Regions from separate parts of the Homo sapiens genome. Here all the other regions are linked to region 4. The links are chromatin contacts, found by Hi-C or POLR2A ChIA-PET in ENCODE. All regions are on one chromosome and are shown on one strand. Each heading gives the region's core, a stretch centred on a gene start or an enhancer-like site at or near the end of the contact. The rest is flanking DNA. Distances are from core to core; before and after follow the strand shown. Region 1 overlaps PIWIL4 (piwi like RNA-mediated gene silencing 4). Region 2 overlaps MAML2 (mastermind like transcriptional coactivator 2). Region 3 holds the start of MTMR2 (myotubularin related protein 2). Region 4 holds the start of SESN3 (sestrin 3). Region 5 overlaps MAML2 (mastermind like transcriptional coactivator 2). Region 6 overlaps MAML2 (mastermind like transcriptional coactivator 2).

The links. Hi-C counts contacts between places; a loop is a spot of excess contacts on that map. ChIA-PET counts read pairs that join two places held with the same protein, here RNA polymerase II (POLR2A). Pooled maps may share reads with other maps.
Region 1: a map with no recorded cell type shows a loop between it and region 4 (9-fold over the local background). The contact joins the enhancer-like site here to the promoter of SESN3 in region 4. A Hi-C loop is called at or near these places in 4 of 37 single-sample maps with no recorded cell type and 3 of 50 pooled maps.
Region 2: a loop to region 4 is called in a pooled map, with 4 times the contacts of the local background. The contact joins the enhancer-like site here to the promoter of SESN3 in region 4. A Hi-C loop is called at or near these places in 5 of 50 pooled maps. POLR2A ChIA-PET finds 5 or more read pairs at or near these places in 2 of 52 experiments (OCI-LY7 and activated CD4-positive, alpha-beta T cell).
Region 3: a pooled map shows a loop between it and region 4 (13-fold over the local background). The contact joins the promoter of MTMR2 here to the promoter of SESN3 in region 4. A Hi-C loop is called at or near these places in 2 of 37 single-sample maps with no recorded cell type and 11 of 50 pooled maps. POLR2A ChIA-PET finds 5 or more read pairs at or near these places in 2 of 52 experiments (Caco-2 and MCF 10A).
Region 5: a loop to region 4 is called in a pooled map, with 4 times the contacts of the local background. The contact joins the enhancer-like site here to the promoter of SESN3 in region 4. A Hi-C loop is called at or near these places in 6 of 50 pooled maps. POLR2A ChIA-PET finds 5 or more read pairs at or near these places in 2 of 52 experiments (GM12878 and OCI-LY7).
Region 6: a loop to region 4 is called in a pooled map, with 3 times the contacts of the local background. The contact joins the enhancer-like site here to the promoter of SESN3 in region 4. A Hi-C loop is called at or near these places in 2 of 37 single-sample maps with no recorded cell type and 8 of 50 pooled maps. POLR2A ChIA-PET finds 5 or more read pairs at or near these places in 1 of 52 experiments (OCI-LY7).

The regions. Positions count from the first base shown.
Region 1 is chr11:94,601,820-94,605,452 of GRCh38, reverse strand. It overlaps PIWIL4 (piwi like RNA-mediated gene silencing 4), which reads right to left. Exons shown (of 20, transcript NM_152431.3): 12 at 3,474-3,633; 13 at 1,397-1,469. All of the region lies in intron 4 of PIWIL4-AS1 (PIWIL4 antisense RNA 1), which reads left to right. Among named protein-coding and RNA genes, the nearest start is that of LINC02700, 34 kb to the left of the region's middle. RefSeq lists an enhancer at 2,327-2,546. Within about 2 kb of position 2,257, at least 11 of the 41 ENCODE cell types and tissues checked have a DNase peak (open chromatin) inside an H3K27ac peak, as active enhancers do.
Region 2 is chr11:96,073,988-96,077,630 of GRCh38, reverse strand. All of the region lies in intron 2 of MAML2 (mastermind like transcriptional coactivator 2), which reads left to right. Among named protein-coding and RNA genes, the nearest start is that of MTMR2, 150 kb to the right of the region's middle. RefSeq lists a silencer at 1,697-1,756. Within about 2 kb of position 1,255, at least 8 of the 41 ENCODE cell types and tissues checked have a DNase peak (open chromatin) inside an H3K27ac peak, as active enhancers do.
Region 3 is chr11:95,922,546-95,926,486 of GRCh38, reverse strand. MTMR2 (myotubularin related protein 2) reads left to right here and starts at 2,380. Exons shown (of 15, transcript NM_016156.6): 1 at 2,380-2,612. The coding sequence starts at 2,533. RefSeq lists enhancers at 2,163-2,292, 2,353-2,402.
Region 4 is chr11:95,228,367-95,232,451 of GRCh38, reverse strand. It overlaps SESN3 (sestrin 3), which reads left to right and starts at 1,250. Exons shown (of 10, transcript NM_144665.4): 1 at 1,250-1,669. The coding sequence starts at 1,592. It overlaps LOC100129203 (a long non-coding RNA gene), which reads right to left and starts at 2,266. Exons shown (of 6, transcript NR_110295.2): 1 at 1,957-2,266; 2 at 879-1,327; 3 at 276-400. RefSeq lists enhancers at 1-231, 232-871 and silencers at 1,227-1,376, 1,387-1,696.
Region 5 is chr11:96,051,439-96,055,483 of GRCh38, reverse strand. The region is part of intron 2 of MAML2 (mastermind like transcriptional coactivator 2); the gene reads left to right. Among named protein-coding and RNA genes, the nearest start is that of MTMR2, 130 kb to the right of the region's middle. Within about 2 kb of position 2,308, at least 2 of the 41 ENCODE cell types and tissues checked have a DNase peak (open chromatin) inside an H3K27ac peak, as active enhancers do; they include GM12878, where a contact is called at or near this core.
Region 6 is chr11:96,010,632-96,014,175 of GRCh38, reverse strand. The region is part of intron 2 of MAML2 (mastermind like transcriptional coactivator 2); the gene reads left to right. Among named protein-coding and RNA genes, the nearest start is that of MTMR2, 88 kb to the right of the region's middle. RefSeq lists an enhancer at 1,536-2,139. Within about 2 kb of position 1,960, at least 17 of the 41 ENCODE cell types and tissues checked have a DNase peak (open chromatin) inside an H3K27ac peak, as active enhancers do; they include OCI-LY7, where a contact is called at or near this core.

The DNA of each region.
Region 1 (3,633 bases), core at 1,008-3,507, 630 kb after region 4:
CACTTAGAATATAGGATCATTGCTGTGCTACTCTTGCCAAAAGTGCATAACATGAATTTAATCATGAGGAGACATCAGACAAACCCAAATCGAGGGACGTTATACAAAATAACTAGTCTGTACTCTTCAAAATTGGAAGGTCATCAGAGTCAAGGAAAATTAAAGAGCTGTTCCAGATTGAAGGAGAGACTATAGAGACTGGACAACTAAGTGCAGGACAGTAGAGCCTTTTCCTACAGAGGTGACAATTGAGACAAATGAAGAAAACTGTTTCTTAATTTTGATGATTGTCATATGCTTCTGTAAGATAGAGACCTTGTTTATAGAAAATATGCACTGAAATAGTCAAGGGCACTGGGGCATCATGCCTGTAACTTATGCTCAAATAGTTCAGCAAAAAAGATAGAAAATAATAAAGCAAATATGGTAAAAGGTCAATAATTTGGGATTCTGGGTGAAGGGTATATGAGAGAGTTGTTTGTACTGTTCTTGTCACTTTTCTATAAGTTTGATTTAAGTAAAAAATAAATGCTCTTAGGGTGAGAATTCTCTGTTTCATATAAGATCCTTTAGAGTAAAAGAGAAACTCACTAAAAGAAAAGCAAAGAGATAGCACTTAGCTAGTTCAGTTAGTTTGCATGACATAACAACAAGAATGTTGGATGTTGAACTGAGTGAGCGAGGGAGGTAAGAAGGGTAGATGGAATGGACAGGAAAAGCCCTACAATAGCCTGGGGGTGCTGAGGTCTGGTAGAAGAGTAAACATTCCTGGGAAATAGGAATCGTTGAAAGATTTTTAAGAACAGGGATGTCAATTCTAATTTTTCTGGAATGTTGGGATGTGATGTAATCATGCCTTGGCCCCAAACAGTCTGCAAAGTCAGCTACACACACATGCCCTTTGGGAAATGAGGCAACTGTGGATGTCCCACCAGGTGATGCAGCACCGGAGGAAGTGGTCCTCTCTGAAATGCACAGAAGGTGGCAAGAATTCACAGGAAGCAGGAATTTGGGGCCATAGGTCACTTGGAAAAACCTAACCCTCCAAGAATCCCCTGAAATATAGGGAACACTGGATACCAACATTTATGTGATGAGGTGGGAGTCAGTTTATCTTAAATCTTAAGGAAAAGATGACCCCAATGAGTTGCAAAATATGCAGACACCAATGGCTGTTATAGGGGTAACAAGAAGTACTGTATTTTAAAATTAATATTAGAAATGTGGAAAGGAAATAAAATATTGATTAAAATACTAAGATTAATATTTTCTTCGGTGCTTTGGAGAAATGCATGGCAATTTGCAAATATATCATGGGAGGGTATGTTCAGACTGTAGATATAAAGCAGAACTAAAATTATAGATTAAAGGAGTTCAAAAAGTATCCTGTACTTACCAGCTGAACATCAGGATCAACATATTGCTGTATAGCTCTAACAAATGCAGCTGGATTTTCTTGTACTTTTATGCTACATAAAAAGATTAATTTTGAAGCTATGTAACTTCCTTCTTAGTAGCACATACTTATATGGCATTAGAAATAATACAAATAAATTTTCATAACAAACTAGTAGTTTTAGGAAAAATTATTAGAGAAAATAACCTTTTGAGTCTAAAATTGTTTCTTAAACTACAAAATATGACAAAAACATTTCGCAATAATTTTTACAGTGTAAAAAATGGTTTGGTAGAAAATCAGATCTTCTCAATTGTCCAGAATCCCTATAATCAATAATTCTGTTGTTCAAAATGGGGTTGAAAGTGAACTTTTGAAATCCCAAGTCTCACAGTATCAAATGTCTGAAAGAGTGTTCAAGCTCAACCAGGATTAAGATTTCTGTAAGAGTGAATTGCTATAGGAATCTAAAAATGAATGTTTCAGAAAACATCAGGTTAATGAGACCAAGATATTCAGCTAATTTGCATGATTTAGACAAAAATATCTTTATTTTCCTTAGTGGTTGCTTGTCTGGAGCCTGGAATGTCTAGCCTTAATCAGCGCACAAGTACTTAACAATTATCTGTTCTGTGCTTACATTATGTTAGGGGCCAGCAGCTCCAAAAGTAATTCTCACACACATAGGAATTTGTAAAACTAGTTTCTTTATGTAGAATCAGCCTCTTTTATGTGTATATAAGTGAACTGTCCCAATGCCCAGCGGCTTTTTAAAACTCGCCCAGCAGGTGACAGGACCATCAACCCCATGACTGCAGATACTAACAGACCTATGTGACTGGCTGGCCGAACCGTCTCAGCAACTAGATGGTCCTGACTCATCCAATTCAAACTCTCGCACTCTGACTCTGCTGCACTTACAGTCCACTCCTAAAATCATCAGGTGAATGTTTTAGAAGACAGAAGCTATGCATATAAATCTAACAGGTAAATGGATACTTCATGGAAAAAAGAAGGTTGAAATAAAATACGAGCTTTCAAATAAAACAGGCCAAGGACAGAACATAGCAATGGGCTTGTTCCAGAATTCACATGAGAAAGAGCCTGTGATGTCAGCCCAGGATCTGCGGACTGTGGCTTCTTTCATAATCATTTCCTGCTTTATTAGCTCATGGGTTTAGAGAAAGTAGAGCGGGTGAAACTCAATCCAGGCTATTTATTAACAGATTTGATAAGAGGAGAGTTCTAAACAATGGTGTTAAATGAGACTTTGGGATTAATACTTGTGCTGCTGATGCAATTAATTAGTAACTATGTGTTTAAAGAATAACTCCATTATAACAAAGAAAAGTATCTGTTCCTCTTTTCTAAGCATATCAGTTTCAGTAAAATGAGGCATGACCAACTTTATGGCTTTTCTAAAGCAAAACAGTATTTATTTTCAGTGTGATTGTATATGTATCTCTTACTCAATGAAAAACTATTTATTTATCTTTCTCATTCCCAGCAACTGGCATAGTATCTACACATATTAGTACTCAATAAACATTCTAAGAATAAATGGTTGACCTTAGTCTTATCAGAAAACTCTCTGAATGACTAATAGTATGCTACAGTAACAGAATCAGAAAAGCTTATTTGAGATCTATTTTCATATTAAATTTTAAAGCATAAAATCAAGTAAAAGTCAGGACATGCAACTTCTGTTTTTTAATATCCATTTCCTATTAAGTAAATAACTGATATGAAAAACTGATCTGAAAGAAGGAAAAACAGTTGAGAAGACAATATATGGACTTATTAAAGATTTATATCCCAACTGGTACTGGAAAGATTTTCAGGTAATGACACTACTGCTTAAGAACTGGGTACAAGTTTTACAAAGGCCAACATAAAATATATTCTAACTTTATAAAAGTTTAGTCATTACAAAATCTATCTACTTATGACTACTTTCTTGGCACTTTACATTAGGAAACTACTGGGATAAAGAAGCTTTTGTTGATACATCTGCCATTATTCCCTACCTTCTAACCAAACCAAATTAATATATGAACAAAATTCAATGTATTCTCACATTTTGGGGTAGTCCACATTAAATCCCATGGAACCTGCAACTCTTCTCAAGCAGTTCAGAAAGCTCTCGGCAACATATTCAGTTCTGTCGCTACATAAAATCAACCAGGTATTCAAAGACTGTGCATTTAAAATCTTGCAAGTTCGAATATCCTTGGACC
Region 2 (3,643 bases), core at 6-2,505, 850 kb before region 4:
TAGTCTTACATCCAAGATTATTCCTAAAATAAAGTTTCGACCCACATATATAATGAAATTGAAACTGCCTACATTGGCAAAGCCAGAAAGAGAGTAAAAAAGATGGGGTAGGCCAGTTGCGGTGGCTCATGCCTGTAATCCCAGTACTTTGGGAGGCTGAGGCGGGTGGATGACTTGAGGTCAGGAGTTCAAGACCAGCCTGGCCAACATAGTGAAACCCTGTCTCTACCAAAAATACAAAAATTAGCTGGGCATGGTGGCGTATGCCTGTAGTCCCAACTGCTTGGGAGGCTGGGGCAGGAAAATCACTTGAACCCAGAAGGCAGAGGTTGCAGTGAGCCTAGATCGCACCACTGCACTCCAGCCTGGGTGACAGAGCGAGACTGTCTTTAAAAAAAAAAAAAAAAAAAAGAGAGAGAGAGTTGGGGTAAAAAGTCAGAAAGAGAGATCCCAAGGGAGAAATAAAAGGAAATTTGAGCCAAAAAATGCATTTCTGATGATCTCTTCTGCTGTATAAAGATACTTTATAAGGCAATTTTAACTCTGATAACTTGCCCATTTCTGTTTGCAGAAGGAAGTCAGTCATTCTCACAAATATCTCCATTTGTTTTTCCTCCTTGTATTTCATTCAATTTTGTGGGGAAGGGTTGGAGGGCCCAATTTTGCTATTGTAAAATTGTTTCTCATTTTTCTGAACACTTGAAATGGGGTCAGATCTAAATGGCTATGAATGCAACATGGATCCAAAGGCCCAAAGGTCAGGTCCCACTTGGACAATTTTGATATGTAAAGTGCTGCTAACATTCATTTATAGACAGCAGCAAGAAGTATGAGCTGTGGCCTGGTGAAGATTCACATAGATCTCATTTTCCTCATATTCAGAGCAAGACGTTCCCAACTGTCTGTGGGTCTGCATGAGTTGTGGGGTGTGGGAGACCCCTCTATTGTCCCCTTTGAGTGTACATATTCTGTAGTGAAGCCAGAGGCAAATGTGTGAGAACCTCCCCAGGCTGTTCCTTGGGAGTGAGGGCAGCCCTGACTTCCATGGGAATGGGATTCCCTGCCAAATTCAGATGCCGAGGCTTCCCTCAGGGACCACAGCCCATCCGAGTGGAGGAAGTTGCTGTGAGAAGTTAAGCAGGCAGCTCTGAAGGGCTGTGTGTGTGTGTGTGTGTGTGTGTGTGTGTGTGTGTGTGTGAGAGAGAGAGAGAGACAAAAGAGAGCAGCCTTGCCCCATTGCTTGCATTATAGTACACATGGAATCAATTTTAAATTTCACAGAAAGAAAACAGTAAACAGAGTAAGAGGGGAGCTGGTGTGTCTCTCCAAGGTTGGTGTGTCTCTCCAAAGCTGGTGTTTCTCTCCAAGGCTGGTGTTTCTGCTCATGCATACAATACATGATGCACACCATTCATACCTCCAGGTTTTACACATATTTCTTTCACCCCTGAGCATCTGTGAGACTCAGCTTGATGATATTTCAAACGACTATGAGGATCACACCTCTTGGCAAAAGGCAGAATAACTTTCTGTTGTAATATTTTAAATTAAGAGTTTCTTCTATCTAGGCCTTGCAGGAGAGAGGAGAATGTATTAACAAATTTATTCTGAAAGTAGAGATGTGGGAGATATGTGATCCACAAAGCAGGGCCACCCAAGGTTCACTTCAGTGTTCACGTTTGGGGAAGCATGAGAATGTCACATAGCAAGGCCAACTGGCTCAAATGTATTAGCATACAATCAATATGCAAGGCGCTATCTGAATGCCGATTAGTAAGAGTCACATTGACCATGGTAGCAGATGACACATTAAACAGTATGATACCAGCCACAAACCTCACTAGCTTTTCCAGTAACCTGAAAAGACAAAGAAAAAGAGAACTTGGGGAAACTCCTATTCATCAGTCAGGTTTCCCCTTAAACATCACTTCCTTTGGGAAGCCACTCAGACAAATCCACCCCCACCCGACTTCCCCTAGCTCAGCTCTTCTCTTCTTTTACATTATACCTTCCAGAATTATCTGTCTTCCCTCTTTCAGTCCCCAGCACCCAGCACACTCCCTAGCACTCTGTAGGCACTTAAATATGTGTTCGATGGTTGATGGAATATTATTGGCTTGTGTTAGGTCTTGGAGGGTATGAAAATAGAGAAGATAGAATCCCTGCCCTGTCTGGGAAGGAGACAGACAGATAATAATAGACACCATACAATTTGTCAGACTTTGCAATGCTTGTAAGTACAGCTTCTCTAAAGGAGAACAAAAGGAAGGTTGAACTTCTGAGCACCTTAGTGATAAAACAGACCTACATTAGCTTCTTCTCTGATTCATTAATTTTACTGGTAAGAAATAATGAACAGAATCCTATTTCCTTACATTTCAAGTTTGCTACCAGGATAGCACAGTATCAATAATAATAGGCAATGGATTTCACTTGGGGGAATATTATGTCAGGAGGAAAACATGAAATATTATCAATATCCTCTCTAGGGAATCTATGTATTAGCTTTGTGATGTCTAACCTCGAATTTCTCACCTTCAGAACTGAAAGCAAATACATAATTGGATTTGCATTAAAGCTCTAAAAAGAGTGAAATTAAGAGTCACGCTCAAGTTTCCGGCTATGTTTCTTTGTTGCCTACTCCTTTTGCCACTCTGTCACTTAATTCATCTTTTTTTCCAGAGGAAAAATCAAAAGCAAAATATGCAACACCACTCCCTGCCCTCCAGTACTCCCACAGTATTATTTATTGACCACTCTGGGTGTGCTTGGCTTAACAGACAACAGAAAGGAAGTGAAGGCTCTTCCCTGAGGGTTTGCTGATGCGATTAGAGAGCCATTTAGAAAGATAACTCGAAATCTCAGACAGACACAGGAATCTAACTTTTATTCTGGTGTCAAAAATGATTTGAAACCTTTTTTGTATGATGACGTTTGTCAGTACTCCTTTTATTCCTCTCACAGCAGCCGGTGGGCGTCTCCATGCCTGATGCAGACAATATAGAATCCAAATGCAGTTGCAAAGGTGAATGACTTCAGGTGGCTTTGCGCCGCCATCGTCATCTGCACAAAATGTGGACTGACCATGGATCTTTCCTCCATATTAACCTCTCCAAGAATAGAATCTATTGAAGACATGAATCTTTTGATAGCATTTCCTTGGGGTTTTGGGAGAGAAATTACATCTTGCAGATATCTGATGAAACTCTCATGTGACCAAAAAGACTGCAAATAAGAGTTTGATAAACAGAAAACAACATGACAATAGTTTCTGGGTAACTCTTTGAACTTGTTAGGTACAGCATATACTGTCCTTCACACACCTGCTGTATTTTGAGAATCTGAGCTTATCGAAAGCCACACGGCATCAGTGGAACTGACTAGCTGGGTGACTGCATGCAAGCAGTTAGCCACTCTGCCTCAGTTTCCCTAAAAATACAATGAAATGGATAGTCAGTTGAGTGGTCCTCAGACTTTTACATCTTATAGTATGGAAGCGGACATGGATTTGCTATATTTCATTTTTCTGTGTAAGTACATTAAAAATCAAAACTACTGCCTACTATTACCATCTTTCATGAAAAAAAATATTTTTTAGCCTGAAAGCATTGAGACGAACATAACCTCAGAGTAAGCGATGGTC
Region 3 (3,941 bases), core at 1,131-3,630, 690 kb before region 4:
TGGGATTGCCTTCTTGATTTCTTTTTTGGCCATTATAGATGCATAGAAATGCAAACTAATTTTGGATGTGGATTTTGTATTCTGCAACTTTATTAATTTATGAGATCTCAATGGTTTTTTGGTGTAGTACCCATACATGAACTGTTGTCAGTCTATGATGAGATCAACGCAATATTGAGAATAAGTGTTTAGGAACTTTCACGAAACTTTCAAGGAGTAATATCTGTTAAATCTAATAAACAATTTGGCCTTGTATTTTGCAAACCTTTTTCTTTAATTTTCCTAGTGCAGTTATCCCTTAGTATCTGCAGGTTATTGGTTTCAGGACCCCCAAGGATAGTAAAAGCTAAAGATGCTCAAGTCTCTTAAATAAAATGGCATTAGTGTCTACATATAACCTATGCATACCCTCCTGTATACTTTAAATCAACTCTAGATTACTTATAATATCTAATACAATGTAAATGTTATGTAAATAGTTGTTATACTGTATTGTCTTCTATTTGTATTATTTTGTTTTTTACAATTTTTACAAATTTTTCAATCTGTGGTTGGTTGAATCTGAGGATATGGAACCAACTGTGATTAATTTTTCTTATATTTTAAAAAAGTTTTGGTTGGTGATGGTTTGAAAATTAAAAACAAAACACTGTTCCTTCTTGCAGATAGTTTGAGAAAAAACAGCCCAGATTATAAATTGAAAAATTAATAACTTTTGGTGAGGTCCCAAGTTAACCATGTTTTTTCATTTTCTTAGAGTTCATTAATTAATTAGAGTTCACTAATTAATTTCCAGCTGATATTCTTTGCTTGTGTTTTCACTCTGAGAAGTTACCATTTTACCAGTCAGGTTAGAAGTCAAGCAGTAAGTTCAGTGGAAAAACAAGTAATAATAAATCTACTTAGTGAGACCGTACTGTGCAACCGACTCTGCACAGAGAAAAACAACCTATTACGTAGATATTTTTATTCCCATTTTATTCCCATTTTAGAGATGTGAAACAACTTAACCACAGCACAGAGCAAGTGTAGAGACAGAACCGGGATTCCGATGAAGATCTGTCTGGTTCCAAAGTCTCTACACTTTTACTACACTGTTCTTTATTAATCACTAGATAGAACCATACACATATTGTTACATCAGGCAGAAGGTTTCGAGGGTTCTATTAACAAAGTGCTACGAATGAACTGGGTGGAAGAAAGTACATAGGTCTCCCATTCAAGGGTTCATCAGCCTTCACTAAGGAAATTTAAGTCAAAGTAGCTGACAGTGAGTCAGCATTTTGGAAGGCAGGTAGAGATGGTGAAGAAATAAGGAAATTCTTCTATGAGTCATGATAGATATTTAAGCTTGTTAAAAAATGTTTTTGACTACCTACTCCCTTTGCCTACAGAGTCCAGTTAAGGTATCTTAAAAATTATGGAAATAAAAACAATCGGTCGCTGTCTGTCCTCGCCAAACTCAAAAAAGGCTAAGCCTTTTGTGCTTAAACACATACTCATCAGTAACTATTCTACCTTACACTGAACATAACTAAGCTAGGTTGTTCTTCTTGGGAATGTACTTGCAAGTTAATACTGCACTGCAACTATAAGGTTTTTTAAAAGACATCAGTTGTACATTATAAATTAAATCTAGTTTAAATCAATATAATTCAATTTATCCTAGCAAGGAAGTTTTTTAAGGATGGTCTGATTTTTTTTTTACAGGAATAATCTTTGCATAATTTTACACCCCATACATGAGATGATTAGGATTCAATCTCAATCAGAAAAATCCCTTTATGGTGTCCTTATGGCTTTCCTGTATCCTAACAGAAAAATCCTAGCAGAAGCATTTCCCCTTTACCCAGTTCCTGTTCTCTTATCACAGTTCTATTCCTCCACACTCCCTTCCTGCTAGGCACGGGAATTTGAAAGGGCAGGGAAAAATCGGTGAAAGTTTGTCTTCTACTTGGGTAATCCAACACCACCGCATCCAGTAGTATATAATTCTTTTTGCATGTATATCAGATCCTCCCCAATCCCTCTCCCATACCTCTTTCTCACTTTTCTCTCATTATCCGGTCCTCTTGTTTTCCTTGACCCCCACATTCCTGTCTAAATCATCCTCCTGGCCTCAGGTCCTTATCGCCTTCCTGAGACCCTCATGTTTAGTGTTCCCTCATTCCTCTTACACCTAGGATTTCTCCTCCTTCCATAAGGGTCTGGTCCTTCATCCCTCCCGCTTCACCAGACCCCCTCACCCTGGGAGCCGCCACCTCCCTTTCCCCAAGACCAGATGTCGCGCGGCCGGACACAGCCAGCACGGAGAGTCGATGCCGGCGTCTGAGCTGCGCAGTGGGGTCTTCCCGCTGCCCAGCAGCCTACAGGCGCGGTGCACTCTGGGGGAACATGGCCGCTTCCGGTCTCCCTCCCGGGCCGGCGCTGGCCTGACTGCGGCCCCGGTCCGTAGCACTCCGCCCTCCGCTTCTCCCGCCCTGTAGCCGCGAAGACTGCTTCAGCCTTTCCCTGTGCTGCCCCTGCCGCGCGATGGAGAAGAGCTCGAGCTGCGAGAGTCTTGGCTCCCAGCCGGCGGCGGCTCGGCCGCCCAGCGTGGACTCCTTGTCCAGGTAACCAGGACGCCCAGGGCCCCGCCCAGCGTCCGAAGGGGATGGAGAGGGGCCGGGGACCTGCTGGATTGTTGCCCCAATTCGCGGATTCTGGTTTCTGAAGGCTACGCCGGAATTCCTTCCCCGGGACTTGGGAACCACTTCTGCCTCCCTCCCTGGGGCGTGGAGGCTGAGGAAAAGGAGGTTAAAACTCGCTGCTTCTTTATCGATTCCTCTACCTTTCATATTCCGATCTCGTTTTCTCCCCGATGGAGGTGGTCCCAGTTAATTACTTTCTCCTGTCTTTCATTCCCTCTCAAACCTTTTTTAAGACAGTTCCCCCCGCCCCCATTCTTTTCCCCACATTTCCTGTCTTTCTCTGTCACTTTTTCCAAAACCATCCTAAAGTCAGTCTTTCCTCCTCCACCCCTTCTTATGTCTTTGGTTTTTGGGTTCTTGCCCAGCCCTTTTCTCTCTTTTCATGGCTTCACCTTCTTAATTTCTTTCATGCTTTTCTCTACACTCTGATTTTCTTCTCGCCTCCCTTTTTGCTTAAATATGTAAATAAAAATGTCTCCTGTGCTTCTCTTTTCTAAATCTTCCAGCTGAAAGTCAGTATCAAGGAATCTGAGTGGTTTTTATCCCCAGTGATAGGTTTAAGAAAACAAAATGAGTGGTAGTTTTCTTCCTTCTTGGGCTACTGGTTCTCCACGTTGTCATTTCTCTTGTAACAGATGGGAATTTTATCCTGGAATTTTGAGGAGGACTTTATGCAGCTTTGCAGAGAGCTTTTATGAATATTAACTAGACGCGTTTTGGATGCAGTCTTTTTCTTTGATTTTAAAATAATGATTTAAAAATTTTTTAAAAAATAATATAAGACCTGTATTTGCTTTTTATGCAGCCACGATGAAATCTGGTTCTTTTCCACTGAATAATAGTCTAATTGTTATTAGAGAGTGATTCGATAACTGCTGTGTGAAAACACACAATTTTCATTTTCTCCTTCAATCAGTTGAAGTGGCTCTATTATAATTCATTTTGGATTCTGCTAAATATGGGTAGTTATTGCCTTTTTTCCTGTTGATGTTCAGCACCTCACTGGGGAACCACTGTCTGATCCCGTCATTCTACATTGCCATATGCACTCATAGCTCCCTGCACAGTCGTTTTTCAGAGTCTTTAATAAGCACACTATAATTGTTGGCTTAAAGTGCCTTTTCTACCAGGTTATAAGCTATTATACTTGAGGGCAATCTTAATCATCTTCATATCTCCAGCACTTAACATAGTCTCAGCATGTGATAGGTGCTCACTAAATGGTTTTTTTTTTTTCGAATTTGTAGCCTG
Region 4 (4,085 bases), core at 1-2,500:
TAGGCGATGCAAGTTATCTCTGGGGCCCGGAGGACACGAGTGAGGACCGGGCACCAATCAGGTTCTCGCTCTGCGCCGGCCTTTGTTCTCACTCGGGAGCAGGTTGCGGGCGTCTAGCATCGGGAACCCGCATTCGACTCGGACGCGCATTGCTAGCCCCTTCGGGAGACCTGGCTCCCCTACCCGTCTGTCCCGCCACACTCGGTCAGCCTGCGCTTTCCCCAGTCAAGTCTGCCTTCTCTCCGCAGAACGTGGACGCTAAAACCCTGACTTACCATTTTAAGCTTTAGAAGAGGTAGGTTTGTCCCAATAGTTTTAAACGACAATTTGTTCTCTGAACCTTCCTTTCTGAGCAGGGCGCTGTGCTCTGCATGTATCCGAACAGCTGCCTCAGGAAGGTCTTTTGGGTGAGAAAACAAGCCCCTTTGGCCTTTTAGTGCTGGACAAGTAAATGAACTTACATCTCTAAGATAACTGCTAGAAGGTGCTTCACAAACAAGAGGAAACCGCTAAACCAGAGGTTTTGTGTCTCTCCCCTCAAACTCGATTACTTGCGTAAATATATATATAACTCAGACATTTATCCCCTATCCGCCTCCCAAGCCTCAAGTAACTGAAATCTTTGCAAAACAAGGTTCACAATAAATGATGCGTAAAGTTCTTTGAGATCCCTGGATACAAAGTACTACATAACTGCAGTCTTCTTTACAGCTAAAGTTAGATTTTGGTGGAGAGAAAGCCTAACCACTGCCCTGAAGGAAGGAACATTTAATCCTCCCACTCCCCTCCCCCTTTCTCGAGAGATCAGGAAATATTTAGCTCAATCTTAGACTCTCTAGCGAGCTCTAGCTCCCAACTATTTATCTCATTCTCCTCACCACTTCTGCAGGGACCTAGAGAAGGGGGCGTAGCTTATCTTGGGGGTGGGGCTTGGAGGGCAGTATATTTGCATATGACACACCCTCGTCCTCTTATTGGCAGAGGAGAGCAAACTGTTCCCTGCTACCCTACTACTTAGCTAACCGCCACCTCCCTTCAGTTCCGAGCCTCGGAGATAAACTTAACTTGCCCGGAGATTCAAGGCTTCCTCGGCCCCTGCGATTGGCCGGCGCGACTCCCAGTCGGGCTCTCGTTGCTCATTGGCTGCGGGCTAGCGCCCTGGGGGCGTAGCCGGAGCTGTCCGATTGGCGGGAGGGGCGGTACCGGAGCGTGGAGGTGGTGAAGGTGGTGGGGCGGCGGAGGCGGGGCCGCACTGAGGCGCTGCGGCGGCGGTGGTGGCGGTGGCAGCGGTGGCGGCTGCTCGTCCTAGCCTGGCGGGGGCGGGGGTCTGGAAGATGGGGGCGGGTGGAACAACGGGCCGGTGAGGAGCAGCCGCCGCCGTCTCCGCCGTCGCTGGGGCAGCTGCCGCGGTGGTCGCCTCTGGCAGTGCCGCTAGCTTTCAGGCAGTCGCCTCTCCTCCCGACATCCCGCCTTGAGGAGGCTGAGGCGGAATCGCGGCTGGCGGCGGGGGGACGGACCGGCCCTGCAGTGGCCGCAGTGACAGCCCGGACCCGGCCCTCCGCCCGCTCTCGCCTCGGCGCCCGCAGCCACGATGAACCGGGGCGGCGGCAGCCCGTCGGCCGCCGCCAACTACCTGCTCTGTACCAACTGCCGGAAAGTGCTGCGGAAGGTACGGGTTCGGCCCGGGGTCCTGCCGGCGAGGGTCGCTTCCTGCCGGCCGGGGCTCGGGCGGCTCGTCCCCGGGCGCGCACTGGGGGAGGCTGAGAGGGATCCCCGGGCACCGTCCCTCCGCAGGGACTGAGAAAGGGGGCGTGGGTTGAGGGCAGGAGGGTTTGGACTACTGCGGCTTTTTATTTCCGCCGGGACAGACCCAAGTCTGGAGGGGTTGGGATATTTTTTCTTCCCTTGTTCCTTTTATTTGGTGCCTTTGCTCTCCTTTACGGCTCATTTCCCTACCTTGCTACCCCGGGTCGGCTCCTTGGGCGGAGGGCGGGAGGGATCCGTTCGATCCTCCTCCCTGTGCAGTTTAGCTGTTGATGGAGGTCGGTGTGAAATCAGAGCAGCTGGGTCGGATCCCGAGGAACCTGGCCCCTCTTTGCTGTGGCTAACTCTTGCGAGTGTTGTTTTTGTTTATTCGGTTGCTTCTGCCTTGCGCGCCTTGCTCAACAACCCCCGTTTTCAAATTGTTTGGATGGTAGTCCTGTGTCTGTAGTTCAGTCTCGAAAGGAACCAGTAAAGCATCTTGAACTTTATGCCCATGGGAAATGCAATTCGACCTGGCCAGTTCCTGAGGCTGGGGTTGGGGGAGGAGAAGACTGAGGTGGATGTGGGTTATTCCTCCTTAGCACCCCCCTGCCCCCGTGTTGATCCAGAAAAATGAGGCGCACCATCAGTTTATTGCTGCTTCCTAGAGTGACTGATAGAAAGTTTACTCCAGTATTGTTTAGCTTACTTGGCTTAATCGCCCCGCGGGGAAGGGCGAGAGGGATGGGGAAGGGAATGAAAAAAAGGTCTCTAGACTTTTTGATCAGATTTTAACAGCTGCCCCAAAGTAATATTATAATCAGTTTATTCGTATTCAAACTCTATTTTTACATTTTATTAAGTGGAAACGTTAGGTGAGATGCTTCTGTTTGTTCACTACAAATGAATTAAAATTGCTGAGCTGTGCAAATGCATCGGGACTGAAAGCGGAGATGAATATGGTACCGTTTTTAGTCAACATCTCTAAATACGGTTCACTTTGGGATTGTTCTTTCTACATTTTTTTTTAAAAAAGGAAGAAAGAAAAAAGCACATAAGTAAGCAAGCTCAAATATTTGCGCTCTTTGTCCAAAAACTGTTTTTCTTCCTCTGTGGGTCAGGCCAAGTGCCAATCAAAGTTGTTTTTCAAGCCTCTTTTCCCTGCAGTAGGGCTGCTGCTTTTTTTTTTCTTCCTATTTTATTTGAGAGCGTGAGAGCAAAGGGATTGCAGATTTGAGGTTAATTGAACAGTTAAATATGCCTTAAATTGTGTTTATTGGATATGTTTCTCTTGAAACAGATTTTTATTAAATGTGCATGTTGAGTATGTGCAGTTATTTTTTTCCATAAACTCTAGGATCAAATTACAGTTGATACTTGCTCAGCTCATTGTAGGGTAGCTTGTGAGAAATGTAATGGATCAGAAGTGCAGATCAGCTTAGTTGGATGTTAACTCTTTCACTGCAGGGCCAGATGTCATCTGAACTTAGCTTTCAAAAAAATTTATTTCTTAATTTTTAAATTTATGTTATGTCTTTGACATGAAAAAATGTGTCATTTAAGACATGTTTGATTAAAGTGCAGCCTGGTTAAAATGACAGCAAGTTATGCTTTTTAATTGAATAAGGAAAAAGAGCACTGTATTGACTTTGATAAAAAAATTTTTTAATGGCTCTGGCAATTTGTTAGGCTAATAAAATGTTTGGAGGTAATATTAGGCTTCAAAATGTATTTCATTTTTCTTTTGAGAGAGCTATGGCTATGGATCCATGACACTTTGCTAGCATTTAAGATATTACATCTTTCCTTTAGCTTTTAGGAAACTATTTCTGTTTACCTAGAAAGAACATCCTCATTTCTAGCCATTATTAAAAGAAACGTGGAAAAAGAGTATTCACATTTTCGTATTTTATAATTGCTGAGCACATCTCTGCCAGTATTCCAGTTTTTAGTAACTCCAAGGTATTTAATATTGATTCATGCAGTGGCATGAAATAACTTAATGGAAATAGGATTCTTTGAGCCAGTTATAACATGACTTGGCAACATTTGCAGCTTTTTAAAGAGTGCCACTTTGAAGTGCTCTTAAGAGAATCAGTATGTAGCATTTTAAATGTTTCATCATTCTTAAAATAACAATGAAAAGTTTATTTCTAATAAAGACATGTTTTTCTTGTTGATATAACTCTAAGTTAAAAGTCATCTATAACTCTCAAAATGTGATTCTTAGAGTTTATCTTGTTTTCCATTTAATAAAGTGTTCAGTAATGTAGCCAAGTGAGTCATAGTATTTTGAATGTTTGTTCAGTCTAATTCATAATGGAAGAATGAAACTCATGCTC
Region 5 (4,045 bases), core at 1,059-3,558, 820 kb before region 4:
GCTTTGTGTATTCATTTACCCTCACTTCTTGGAGTAGCTGGCTCTTTTTTTTCCCCCCTGCCTCTTTCCTCTCTTAGAGGAGGTTTGAGATTAGCTTTGCTTGTCTAAATCTGCCATTAATACTAAGCTCTTGTGTAGTGCTGAAAGCAATTAAAGTAATAGATTTTTAAAGAGAGCTTGTGGGTTTAATTCTGATTATGTTTCCTTTCAAATTATTGAGGTTTTCTTAGGCGTCCATGGTAGTGCCATGGGCATGGCAAGAGAGAAGTATGACTCTTACCAAGAAAAAGGGAATGAATGGTCTACCCTTAATTATATTTCCAGCAACCTTTTCTAGGTACTAAATGTAGAAGTCAATTAAGGGAGGTTTCAATGTATCAGTATCCTGTTTGTCCTGAAATGTAAATGGAAGTTAGGAGAGTTTTGAAGCAGATGCCATCTGCTGGATAGCTAAGATACTGTAACCAAAATAATGTGAACAGAAAACATATGGAACAGTAGATCTAAATGAATGGACTGATTGCTAATTTAAGTAAATACTACTTCCCAGGCCCCAGGTAGAGTGAAATCTCCCTACTATACTGTCTACAATAGAAATATTTAAAATTTATTTTTTTCTAATCTGAATAAAGAAATCCCTTCCTGTTCATGTGTAATGCAGATCCTCAAACTCTTTATTTAGTTTGCCATCATAAGAACAAACAGAATCAGTGCACATCTTCTGAGAAATGATAACTGCAAAAATGCCTTTGGAAGCCCCCAAAATTAAAACCAGAAGTAATATAACAAAATGGGGAAGGGTTAATATGGTTATATGGGAACAAAGGGTAAGTATATCAAATTAAAACCATATGTAAGACAAATACAGGCTAAATAGTTAATTCTTTTTTTCTCTCTCTCTGAGGGACCCTTTTAAATAGAATTGGTCCTACTTAACACCGTCACACTCCCACACTGCTCCCTCATTGGAAGAACCCATGGATAAAGGAACCCCTCCTTAAACTGTCCAACCTCCCTTAGAAATTGTTTATTACAGTCATGTTCTGTATAACTGCTGTTGTTACAGGATCGCAGTCTGGCCTCCTTCTCTAACTATCAGAACAGGTTGTTTCACATTTTTGAAACCCATTTTCCTCATTTGTTAAATATCACTCAGTGAATTTTACTGTCCTAGTGAGCTATTTAAAAAGTTAAGGCACAAATTAATAGTATATCCATAAACAGCATTCCCCTAAAATATCCCCGTCTAGAGTTACTACTTAGAATCAGGACACTGACAAGTTAGTCTGTGAAAAGAATGGCATTTCTCCACATGTAGAAAAATGTCCTAAGAAATAAGAACCTTTAAAATTCCAATCTGCACCTGGCTAAGAACTCCTCTGGGGATTTTGCAGAGAGGAATGGGCAAGGGACCCATGCATAGTAATACATGTAAGTAAGATTGTTCATTTTTTTTTCTCCCAATGGAATATAAAACAGTAAAACAAACTCCATATATTTCTTACATGAAGAGCTCTCAAAATGGCGGCACCCAAGTTGTCAGCTCCATTTCCATTTCTGAGTCACAGATACACATATATGGCTGAAAGGAGGGAAGGAGCAGACAAAATACCAAACAGATGAAGAGAGAAAGGAAAGATGTTCCCAAACATGTTAACTGTTTGCCCACATGACTTATTGGTATGTTAATGTCTCACATCAGCCACCGCTAAGGAGAATGTCGCCCCTTCCTTCCCTCTTAGTTTATAAATGGAGTCACATTATGTAATCACCCTAATGAGGTAATAGAAACATAAGTACACAGGAAAATTTGATAGTGTTTTCTCCTAATTCATCCTCTGTTATGTTGGTCACCCCCCCATCCCATTAACCCTCCTTCTCTCTTCCAGACTGGCCCCCTCCAAATTGGCTGAGTTTCCCGTCCCAAAGGACATATTGTTGGCTATTGTTTATAATAAGTCTCTCCCCTCTTGGCAGGATAGAGAACAGCTGCTGGTCTATTCTCTGCCACAAAGACCAACTTCCTTCTTTTGCCCTGGATGATTGGAAGAAAGTCGGGGAGAAGAGCAATTTATAGTTGTGTTACAGTACCTCTATTTTCTTTTGTGTTTATTTATATTGCTTCCATTTCTGTCAGGGATTTCTGAGATAATCAAGATCATTCTGCTACAGAGTTTTCATTTGAGTAGGCTCTAGTGGCAGTTGGCATTTTTCTTCATTGAGTCAGACATTTTAGGACTCCAGGCTAGAGGAAGTAGTGAACATTTCTCTATGAGAGTTTGAGAATCAATATTCCTTTTTCTAAAAAAATGAACTCATGAATGTATTCTGTGTTACATGAACAATTAATGACTTTGAATTTCTCAAGGGAAGACACCTTGTCTTTGCCAACTTTCTGTTCCCCAAACTTAGTACAGTACCTGCTTCATAATGTTTGCCAGATGAAGTAAGTGGAGTGCTGAATGGAGTTCTGGTTTGTTCTGTGAAATGTAAGCTATGCTGACAGTCCAGCACTTAAGTCTCACCCTAGACTTCAGGCCAGGCAAGGCTCATCACCTGAGGTGGGACCTTCTTCTGAGATCTTTGCCTTAGATCGTTTCTGGCTCTAGGCTTCATTCTAGGCAAAGAAGCCAGGGAACTCAATGTTTCAGAATCTAACCCCCAGCAAAAGAAACCTAGACTAGGTACTGAATCTTCAGAGAGACTTGAGCAGCTCTGGAAGCAGAATGTGGAGAGCATTTCTCTGTTCTTTGTTAGGAGCAGAAGGAAACTCACAAAATGGAAAATTGGTCTAAGACTCTATACACAGGAAAGATCCAAATGGCATTGACACAGGGCATCAATGTGATATCAGACAAGACAGCTCTGGTGGATAAAAAGGAACCACAGCCTATCATTAAGGTTTCTCCTGAGAAGTGTTTGGAACTAAGGTTGGCTGATGGTGAAGGCCATGTTTACTAAAAACTGGGCAGAAGCAGAGTGGTGTCGTTAAGTCCAAGGAGTGTGACAAAGAGGAGAGTGGCTCCTGACTCTCTTACTTATTTCTGTATGAACTTAGCTTGATAAGCATTAATAATAGCAAATTTTCTCTGTAGTCAAAACAGTCCCCTTTCTGGGGAGTAAGAACTGGAGACCTGACAATTTCCATGTGGTAGATGCCTCATGGTAAGGGTTCTTAATGCATTTTCAAATTTCCTAGTATGTGTTCCTAAATGTATCATATGGATATTGATTAATATGGCTCCCTGTACTTTCTGTAGTCACTACCTTGGTTCACCCAACAAGCACTTAACAAATATGTTCCTGACAGACATGCAAAGAATGTATATGACTGAAAATAATACTAGGTGCTAAAGCCACTGAGAGGTCTGACTTTCTGATAGTTTGTAGCATTTTGCAAGCAATACAGGAAGAAAGAATAATAATAGCTATGACTTATAGAGTGTTTAAGACATGACAGGTACAGTTGTGGTCACTTTACATGCATTGTTTCATTTCATCTCATAGTCTAGTTTCTAAACGGAATCCTTGAAGACATACAATGCCACAATGCTCACTTCTGCCTAATTGTGAGCCAGGCCCTTCAGAACTGGACAAGGAAGCTGGTCAAGTTGGGTCAGAGAGTAGTTTAAGCCATCTCTGGAGACAGGGAGGCATAAAACTGATAGACAATTAAATCCAGGTAAAGTTTGCCCTTTTTCTGCTCTTTGCCTATCTCCCTGGTTCTCCTGATGCCTCCTGAATGGTTGCTTGTTAACGCAAATTAATTTTAACTGGTGGGCTTTCAGGCATTTGAGGAGATGGGAAAGTGGAGGCAGAAGACCCTGCATAGAAAACTGTTGAATGAAGTCCTTGATGTGAACCTCTATTTAGTTGCACATCACACTAAATAACACACTAGTTGAGGGCATGAGATCTAGAATCAGACTGCCTGAGCTCAGATGCCATGCTAGGGGTGTGACCTTGAGGCAGCTTCTGCATGCCTCAAATTTATTGTCTATAAAATGTGTAGAATAATACACATTAGTATTATTAGTAGGTAGAA
Region 6 (3,544 bases), core at 711-3,210, 780 kb before region 4:
AAGAAAGATTCCCTTGTCCCCCTCGCAGGGTGTGAGATGGGGAAGTGGCTCGCTTCATCAGTGCCCCGCTGATCAAACCTCTAAGGGAGCATACATACAGGCAGGCTGTGGGGCTGCGACCCCACGGCCATGTCTAGGGGTGAATGTTTACGGCTCCTGAAGCCCCAGTGGGCATGTGTTACAGCGTGCTCTCTTAGTTTGCTGTCTATAGGTGGCTTGTGTTAACCAGCTCAATTAGATCCCCTTCCTTATCACAAGGACAGAGGGCTTTCTGTATCCTGGGTTCCTGCCTTGGTGTACAGGAAGAATCAGATCACACGTGGGCTTGAAGAAAGAATGCAAAGTTTTATTTAGTGGAAGTAGCTCTCAGCAGATGGAGGAACCAGAAGGAAGATGCTCTTTCCCTGGAGGTGGGCTGCTCGGTGGCCCTGGCTCTCCTCCAACAGCCCCACCTCGTCCCGCCAGTGTCCTGCTGACGGCCTGCAGGCGCCAGTGCTTGTGCGTGTGCTCCTCTGCCAGTGTGCTCCTCTCGACGTCTGGCTGCCTTTGTGTCTACTGCTAGGGTCTGGGGTTTTTATAGGCCCAGGATGGGGTTGTGGCAGGCCCAGGTGGTCTTGGGAAATGCAACATTTGGGCAGGAAGTGCCTGTCCTCACCTAGGTCGTTGGAGTGGAGCCCTTGCCAGGGACCTGCCTTTCTCTACCCAGTACTTTGCTTCCCCCATTCCATGTCATTTAAAGGGACCACACTCTTCCCTTCCTAGCAGTCCTGTATCACTTTGTGGTTGGATTTTATACTTTAGCTTTTATATTGTAGATGGACTAGTTATAATCTACTACATGAGCTACTGGAGACCTCACATTACTTAATTCTGATTACTTTGAAGAGAGAAGTGAATAGATACAAAGAATGCTTAGGGTTATCTCATTTTGTTGTTCTTAAATGTGACATTTGTTATTGGAAAAACAATATGTTTGTTGATACATAACCTACTTCCCTTGATCATTTTAAAAATTTCAATTAACCCTTGCCCCTCACCTCTCAGAAATCTGTATCTCATAACTCTCTCTTTTCACCTGAGCTCCTAGCAGTTTACAGGCAACATGGTCATCAGTGAAATGTACATGTTGAAAGAGAGAAAATAAAAACCCTCCAAGTTAGTCTGTTAAGGTGAATACATATGCTATTGCATGACCAACTAAGATAGATAATGCCCAGACAGGTCATAAAAAAGACACAGGAAAAGGGAACATTGAATAAAATGGTGGCAGCATTAGTTGACTTTATAATTCTGTTGCCTTGTGAAACAGAATTATTTGAAAGAGGTTTCTGAAAATGTTTTTGTTGCTTGTCAAAGCATGGTGCTTTGACAACACAGAAGCTATTTTTATGTAGAAACAGTAGTGAAGGTATCTTCTGTTCACTGCACAACTAAATTATAGCAACTTATCATTGTGTTGCTTAAGGAAACAAACAGATTTCAAAGGTTTATTCTAGAAAACAGTGTTTAATCAATTTCTTATACTGTCTTTGAACATAATCTAGTAAGCAGATGTGGAGTTAACGGCTTATTATGTTCATACTCCCTATATCCATTCAGAGTCTGCCAGGCTCAGAATAAAAGTCAAGACATGTGCACATAGAGACTCTGTAGATGTTTGTAGCATTTGAAATTAAAATAGTGAGAAGGCTGCCTGGGCGTCCCTTCAGACATGGCACAGTGGAGCACAGAGACAGGAAATATGCCAGACTGCCTCTGTAGGAGGCTGCTGTGAACACGTGCAGCAAGGAACAGGGAACCGCTTAATGATTAATCACTGTCAACCTTTGTTCTCGTTAAAGACTTGATTGTTGGACAAGGCTTGTAATGAGGGACTGTTTTGGTGTCTGTTGCTATGAGATTGTGTTCACTGATCCTCAGTTGATGTAAGCCGCTGTTCTCTTTTTGCCCAAGTCGAATGAACTTGAATGAAAATGCTCTCACAGTGCCTGCTAGTGGTGCTTTCAGAGGAGGTTCTGGGCATTCTGTTTACCAAATGCTACTGCAGCTCAAAAACGGAGAACAGGTAACTAAGAGTTTGGCTCAGCTGAATTTTGGCATATGAGATTTATGAAATTTTAGCAAATGTTTTAAAAGTTTGATTCTAAAAGACGTAAATAAAAGTAGATTTTATGGTAGTAATGGAATAAAAACCCTTCAACACACCCACACACCTTTTCTTTTTAACAAGCACAGATATTCAAGAATCAAAATTTTAAATTGTTACCATTTCTCTTGACTTCTATAAATAAAATATTAAATTGTGTTTTGCAAACCAAATTCTTAAACCACCAACTCATGTGAGAGGTGGGAATATGTCTTGGCATTTTCCTAAAGGCTAAGAAAAAAAATTCCATTTATTCTGTCATTGATTACAGCTTGCAGACTTTTATATAACCATTTTTTTGTTTGCTTGTTTTTAGATTCAAGGGGTACATGTGCAGATTTGCTCCATGGTTATATTGCATGATGATGAGGTTTGGGCTTCTATTGATCCCGTCACCCAAATAGTGAACATAGTACCCAATGGGTACTTTGTCTGCCCCAGCCTCTCTCCCACCCTCCCCCTTTTGGAGTCCCCAGTGTCTGTTGTTCCCAGCTTTATGTCCATGTGTACTCAATGTTTAGCTCTCACTTATAAGTGAGAACATATGGTATTTGGTTTTTCTTTCTGTGTTCATTCACTTACAAGAATGGCCTCCAGCTGCATCCATGTTGCTACAAAAGGACGTGATTTAATTCTTTTTTATGGCTATGTAGTATTTCATGGTGTATATGTACCATATTTTCTTACTAATTCAACATTGGTAGATACCTTGGTTGGTTCCATGTCTTTGCTTTTGTAAACAGTGTTGCAATGAACATATAAGTGCAGGTGGCTTTTTGGTAGAATGACTTATTTTCCTTTAAGGTAGATACTCAGTAATAGAATTGCTGGGTCAAATGGTAGTTCTATTTTTAGTTCCTTGAGAAATCTCCAAACTGCTTTCCACAGTGGCTGAACTACAATTCCCACCAGCAGTGCATAAGCATTCCCTTTTCTCTGCAACCTCATCAACATGTATTATATTTTGACTTTTTAATAAGAGCCATTCTGACTGATGAGAAATAGTAAGCATAACCATTTTTGAATATTTTACTGCAATAAAATATCAATGGAACATTTTAAAGGAGGAAAAAAACAGTATTTTTAAACTTTAAAGAATATTTTTCTGGATTAAAGTGACCTTATAAAACTCTGAATTTCTTCTAAACATAATTGCATCATCATGAAATTACTTTTAAAATATATACTTATATGAAAGTACTAATATAGAACAACTAAAACTGTTAGTGATATTCTCAGATTATGCTTACTATCCCCAGGCAAAAATATTTCTCTGTCTCTCTTTCTCTCTCTTTCTAACAAATGCAATCTGCTATAGTTTTTTGATGTGTCTGCATGAAGCAACTTTTCTTGTGTTTTACATCTGTATATAACTTTTTGGTTCAAAATACTATGTGT